2 separate regions of the Homo sapiens genome follow, and region 1 is linked to region 2. A link is a contact called in ENCODE Hi-C data. All regions are on one chromosome and are shown on one strand. The core of a region is the stretch at or near the end of the contact, and the rest is flanking DNA. Distances in the headings are between cores, read along the strand shown. Region 1 overlaps EXD3 (exonuclease 3'-5' domain containing 3). Region 2 holds the start of RNF224 (ring finger protein 224).

What was found. Hi-C counts contacts between places; a loop is a spot of excess contacts on that map.
Region 1: a map of vagina shows a loop between it and region 2 (5-fold over the local background). The contact joins the enhancer-like site here to the promoter of RNF224 in region 2. A Hi-C loop is called at or near these places in 1 of 168 maps with a recorded cell type or tissue (vagina).

What each region holds. Positions count from the first base shown.
Region 1 is chr9:137,352,894-137,355,545 of GRCh38, forward strand. EXD3 (exonuclease 3'-5' domain containing 3) reads right to left here. Exons shown (of 22, transcript NM_017820.5): 9 at 1,807-1,880; 10 at 1,446-1,484. Among named protein-coding and RNA genes, the nearest start is that of NRARP, 52 kb to the left of the region's middle. Within about 2 kb of position 1,403, at least 8 of the 41 ENCODE cell types and tissues checked have a DNase peak (open chromatin) inside an H3K27ac peak, as active enhancers do.
Region 2 is chr9:137,226,145-137,229,581 of GRCh38, forward strand. It overlaps RNF224 (ring finger protein 224), which reads left to right and starts at 1,358. Exons shown (of 3, transcript NM_001190228.2): 1 at 1,358-1,717; 2 at 2,008-2,197; 3 at 2,478-3,437. The coding sequence starts at 2,192. The coding sequence ends at 2,942. It overlaps CYSRT1 (cysteine rich tail 1), which reads left to right. Exons shown (of 2, transcript NM_199001.5): 2 at 1-171. RefSeq lists enhancers at 1,027-1,527, 1,317-1,466, 1,661-2,286 and silencers at 1,453-1,747, 1,567-1,636.

The DNA.
Region 1 (2,652 bases), core at 153-2,652, 130 kb after region 2:
CTCGGGGAGGAGGGGCAGCCGTCCACCTGAGGCCTGCAGCATCTGTCCTGCCTGAGGTCAAGGTTCCACAGGACCAAAGCGGCTGAGATAGAGGTGCTGAGGCAAAGGCTGTCCACCCCAGTGTAGCCCCGGCTGGCCTTCCGGGTCTCCAAGCCTGAGGTGAAGGCTGCCCACCTCAGTTCAGCCCCAGCTGGCCCCTCCTGGCCTCCAAGCCTCCGCTGACCTTCCCGGCCTCCAAGCCTCCACCGGCCCTCCTGGCCTCCAAGCCTCTGCTGACCTTCCTGGCCTCCAAGCCTCCACCAGCCCTCCTGGCCTCCAAGCCTCCACTGACCTTTCCAGCCTCCAAGCCTCCACTGGCCCTCCTGGCCTCCAAGCCTCCACTGACCTTCCCGGCCTCCAAGCCTCTGCCGGCCCTCCTGCTCTCACCAGGCATCTGCCCCCACCCCGGGTCCCAGGAGCCCGGGCATGTTTTCTGGAGCACCTGCCCAGCCTGCCCCATCTCCACGCTCCTCCTCTTGCCAGGGGAGCCCCTCTGCCCCTTCCCCTCCTCCTCATTATGTGGGGTTTGGCTGGCAGGGCTCAGGAGGCTATTGGGCACCCATTCACCCATGGCCCAGGAGCAGACAGAGGGGTGCCCTCTGGGTGGCAATGACCAAGGGGGTCCTGAGAAACCTCATCCTCACCAGGGTGAGCTCTCTCCCACCCCGCAGCCACCGTGGCAGCGCCCAGCCCAGGAGCAGAGGCACCTACAGGCCTGCGGGACCCTCAGCCCCCGCTGGGAAATGCAGGGCCCAGCACAAGCGAGGGTCTCCCTCCCCGCAAGGTCCTGGAGTCCATGGGTCCAGGATGGCCTTGAGTGTCAGGCGGGAAGGGAGGGGACCTGCCCAGCAGGCTGAGCTCCTGCACGACCTCCCACCCCACGGCCTCGAGGAGGGTCCGCCTGCCCCGCTGGCTTCAGGCCCAGCAGCCTGAGGCTGCTTCCCCGGCGTGGGTTCCCACGTGGACGACAATACGTGGAAGCCGCCCGCATTCTTCAGGACGTCCGCTGCCCTTCCGGCCGGCTCTGCGCTGGCACCGGGCTGGGGGGGCCTGGCCTTCCTCCTTCCGGCCTCGCCCAGGCGCCTTGCACCTCTCTGGTGACTCTCAGCCCCCACCCGGCCCCACAGGCAGCTCCGCTGGGTTGGTTCGGGTGGCACGGACGCTGCCGTCTGCCTGGAACGAGGCCCAGTCAGGCTCTACTGATGCCCTCGGCTCCCGCTCAGGCCTCCCGGGCCTGAGGACCCTACACCCGCCTGCCAGCCACACGCCCCAACATGGGGTCTGGGCTCAGCAGCCCCAGCGAAGGCCTCAGCTCTGCGCACTTCCACCAGGAGGCTCCGGGCCTGTGCCCCTAGGACAGCCGCCCAGGCCGCCCTGCCGGCTTACAGGCAAGGGCACGAACTCACCTGCACATGGTCGGTCCAGTTCTCCTGTGACAGGCTCTTCTGCAAAGGCAAACAGGAAGGGGCGGTTGCCAGGCAGCTCCAGAGGCTGTATCGGGGCCTGGTGGGAGTTTTCCTCGACCCCTGGCAGGGTACATCCTTGGCAGAGCCCAGGTGCTCACCCGCCCTGGTGCCACAGCCCAGAGCCAGGGCCCCATGGCCTCCCCTTCACCCAGGCCTGGCCCAGCTCACCCAGCTCTGGGGCAAGAAGCAGCTCCTACTTGATATGTCTGTGCACCCTGCAGTGCGCAGTGAGTATCCCAGGCCAAACTCTGTGGCTCAGGCCGCGGCTGGCTGCCCCCAGGACCCCCTCCTGCTCACGAACCTCCACAAACCGCTTGTGGCACAGGTGCCGCAGGGCCGCCAGGCGCTGCTGAATGGCCGCGTTGGGACACAGCGCTGAAAGGAAAGGCCAGCTCAGCACTGAGGGCTCAGGGCAGCCTCACCACGGCCTCCTTCTGGGGCGGGCTGGAGACGGGCAGAGGGGCTGCGCCTGCCCCTTCACCGTCCTCCACCTCTGCCCCGGAGCCCACCCCCTCCTCACCACCTGGGCCTCTGCTGGGGTCCACCCCACTCAGCCTGGGGGTCCCGCCGGCCCCGGGGTCTCCCTTGCACTTGTGTGGCGGGCCCTTTCGTCTGGCCTCCCTCTGGGGCCTCCCTGTCTTTCCTCAGGGAGTTTCCTTCTTGGCGTTGGCATCTGCGTTTGTGCCCTGCCCTTCTCTCACTGGCACGTGGAACCCTCGTGGACAGAGCCGGCTGCTCACTGTGGGTCCCGTGACTGAAGCCCCATGAGCGGCAGGGACTGAGGCACACGCACGTCCACACCCTCCGTCAGCCTCACCTCCATACTCCACTCCAGAGCCTGAGGGGGCCCCGGGGAGGGCACCACAGTCTGGCTGAGCCCTTTTCCCCCAGGGTGCGGCAGCCAGTGGTGCTAACGGGCTGGCTGGTCCTCAGCGGGGTGCCGACCTTTCAGGGCCCCACCCCCCACGCCCAGAGCGCAGCCACGGGGAGCCGGGCGACCATCTGCCCTGAGGCAGGGAGGAAGGAGGAAGGAGGATGGAGGAAGGGAGGATGGAGGAAGGAGAAAGGAGGAAGGAGGAAGGAGGAAGGAGGATGGAGGAAGGAGGAAGGAGGAAGGAGGAAGGAGGATGGAGGAAGGAGGAAGGAG
Region 2 (3,437 bases), core at 108-2,607:
GTTGTCATGGGCGTCTGCCCCTTCACACCAGGCACTGGGGCTCAGACCCACCAGGAAGGTGGCCGTTCAGCCCGAGCTCCTGAAACGGAATCCCAGGTCCTGGCTGGAGAGGGACACCCCTGATTACCTTAAGGCCCAGGCAATAAAGCAGGGTGATCTTCCTCCCAGCAATTCTTCTTTGCTGCAGGCTCCTTTGGGAGGGGGTTGTAGCTGGACACAGGGCATCTGCCCCTTTATGTGGACCCGAGAACACACACACACAGTCACTGTGGACACTGCAAGGACAGGGATGCCACTGCCTCATGACGTCCACACTTTCCCCTGGCCTGCAAGTCCCGGGTCTGCCCAGAGACTGCACGAGGGCTTGCAGCGTGTCCACAGCCCTAGCTGAGCCAGGTCTGGATTTGAGCTGACCTGCGCTCCCTGGGGCCGAGACTGAGACTGTGAGCTGGGGTCAGTCCATGGGTCGGACAGCAGGAGGATACAGCGCATGGAACTGGGGGGACCCCAGGAAAGGCCTCCAAGAGAAGGAGCGTGTCGACAAGAGGGTGGTGGGTGCAGCAGGTGCTGCAGGTTTCAGGGAGTGGAAGGTTGGGACAGGAGAGCCCAGACAGCCAGGACCACGCCCTGCCCACTGGTGATTCACCTCCCAACCTCAGCTGGGATGTTTTTCTAGTTTCCCAGGAAATATCTAATTCCTGCACACCTCCTGTCCTGCCTCGGGGCCTGGGCTTCCGGGAGGAGGTGGCCTGGACCAGGCCTTGAGGATGAGGCAGGAGGAGGCTGGGGCCGTGGGTGCTGGGCCGTCTCCTGGTCTGCTGAGCAGGGTGGGGGCCTCTCTGGGGCTGAGCACCAGGCGCTAGGCTGCTCTGCGCAGGTACTGCCTCACCACTGTAAGCCAGGATGCCAGGCAGGGAGTGAGCATTGAGGCCAGCTTGGGGCGCCCTGGTGTTCCGGGCAGGGCAGAGACAAGGCGAGGAGGTGGCAGCCGAGCTGGCCACGCAGGACAGACGGGTCCTCACGCCATGCCAGCCCTTCCCTGACGCATGGTGACCAGCTCCACAGCAGGGCAGGGCAGGCGCGTGGCATGCAGAGGTCTCCAGGCGTGGGACAGATGGGTCACTGCCCTGACCCTGTGCCAGGACTTAGCGTGCCAGGCTCCCCGCCTTGCCCCGTTGCTGGCCCCCACCAGAGGGTGACCACACCCAGGCCAGCCACGAGAACTTGTCTGACCAGTCCTGGGGGCAGACTGCCAAGAAGGTGGGCAGGGGTGAGGAGGGGCCATTTGCTTCCACCCAGCGGGGCTGTGAGTGGTTCTGGGGTCCTGCCCACCTGTCCCAACCCTTCTTGGTCCCTCAACTCTGCTCTGCCTGCAGTCTGGTGTGGACACACTGATCATACCTCCCGGAACCTGGGCCTCCCAGGGTGGCCTGGAGGCTGCAGACGGGCAGAGCAGCCAGGAGCTGCCCACCAAGGAGGCGTCTGGCACTGTCTGGGGTCCCGAGCTGGGAGCGGGGATCCCCAGACACGGAGCTGGTGCGCCACCTGGAGTCCATGTGGACTGGTGCAGCCCTCTGCCGTCCAGCCGGCATCAAGGTGAGGCTGAGAAGCCACACAGATCCACAGACAAGCACAGTGGCAAAGTCTGCAGAAGGCTCTGAGCCAGGAGGGAACCCTGGCAGGCTTCCTAGAGGAGGAGATGTGAGCAGAGGCCAAGGCAGGAAAACATTCCAGTATGGAGGGGAGGTTAAGGGAAGGAGAGGGTAAGAGTGAGGGAGCGGAGGGAAGGGGAGGGGAGGGGGAGGGGGAGGGTGGGGGAGGGGAGAGGTGAGGGAGGTTTTGAGTGTGGCGAAGGGTGTGAGCGTGCTGAGAAGCCCTAAGAGTGGGGAAATGGACCCCAAGGCCAGCCTGGATAAGGTGTTAGCAGAAGCTGGCTGGGTCTGGACAGGAGGGGGTGGGCAGGGGGCGGGGGGCACCTTATCTCTTGCAAGTGGGTGGTGCCGTTAGATCTAGTTTCAAGGCTTTGTGGCTGAAACGGGAGCCCACGCCCGCCACAGCTGGCCACCTGCCTCTCTCCTGACTCCCGTGCAAGGCCAGTAATGCAACCCAGGAGGGAGCCGCAGGGCGCCCTGGGTCCCCCACTCCCTTCTCCGGCCACCCCGTGGCTGTGCATAGCTGCCCAGCAGAGCCCATGCAGGTAAGAGGCCTGGGCTCAGGTCGGCCAGGAGGGTGGGGGCCTGGAGCTGGGCCAGGGTGGTGCTGCGGGAACAGGAGGCTGCCCGGCTGGTGCCCACATGAACCAGAAGTGTGCAGACCCTGGTTCTGCCTGTGCCCGGTGCCACGCTCCCTCCCAGGTCTGCACGCACCACCCCCACAGACCCAGCGCCTGACCTCTGGGGTGGGCTCCTGGGGCCAGCACCCCATCCAGGCGGAAGGTCCTCGAGGCAGGCTGTCCACCGCTGGCTTCCCTCTGGCAGGATGCTGCAGCCGGAGGGCCCCCAGGCCTCGGAGGAGGGGGGCCCCCGGAGGAGAGGACAGACTGCATCATCTGCTGCTCGGCCTATGACCTCTCCGGGCACCTGCCCCGCCGCCTCTACTGTGGACACACCTTCTGCCAGGCGTGTGTGCGGCGGCTGGACACACCGGCGCCCGAGCAGCGCTGGATCCCCTGTCCGCAGTGCCGTCAGAGCACGCCCACGCCTCGCGGAGGGGTGGCCATGCTAGACCTGGACCTGGCTGCTTTCCTGGCGGTCAAGGCTGAGCGGGAGCCGGCAAGACTAGAACCCCTGCCCCTCACCTCCCTCAAAGGCAGCGCCATCACTCGGCAGCCAGCTGGGCTGTGCCCTGCCCTGGGACCCCAGCCCCACTTCCCCCAGCCCAGATACTGCTGCTGGGGCTGTGGCAGCCTCTGCTGCCCACCCCTAGGCAGCCCCGAGGTCTGAACTCTGGCCATTCCCACCCCTGCAGGGGAAATGCCTGCCTTGGAACCCCTGACCACACACCATCATGGGTTCAGCCCACTCAGAACAACCTGGCAGTAGCATCCTATACGCAGCTTCGTGTGGCCCAGCAGGGTGGTGTCATCCCAGCCGTGAACATCCCAGGCCACAGCCTAAGGTTGGGGGCTGGGAGGCTCCGCAGGAGGCTGGTGACCTCCCACCTGTCCTGGCCACAATTACCAGACCCCAGACTAGCCCGACCGGATGTGCCTGGTGAGGACACTGCTGTCTGAGTGGGCGGCAAGCCTGGCTTGGGCCTAGACGCAGCGCAAAGGATGGCTCCCAAGAGGATGCGAAGGCGTCCCGGGGGCCTGGGCTGCAGGCTGGAGGGGCAGGGCCGGTCTGGCTATGCCTGGCGGGCTGCCCAGAGCAGGTCTCCCCTCTCCCACAGACGTCCCCGGGGTGTACCGGGAGGGTGGCAAGACTACCTCCTTCCTC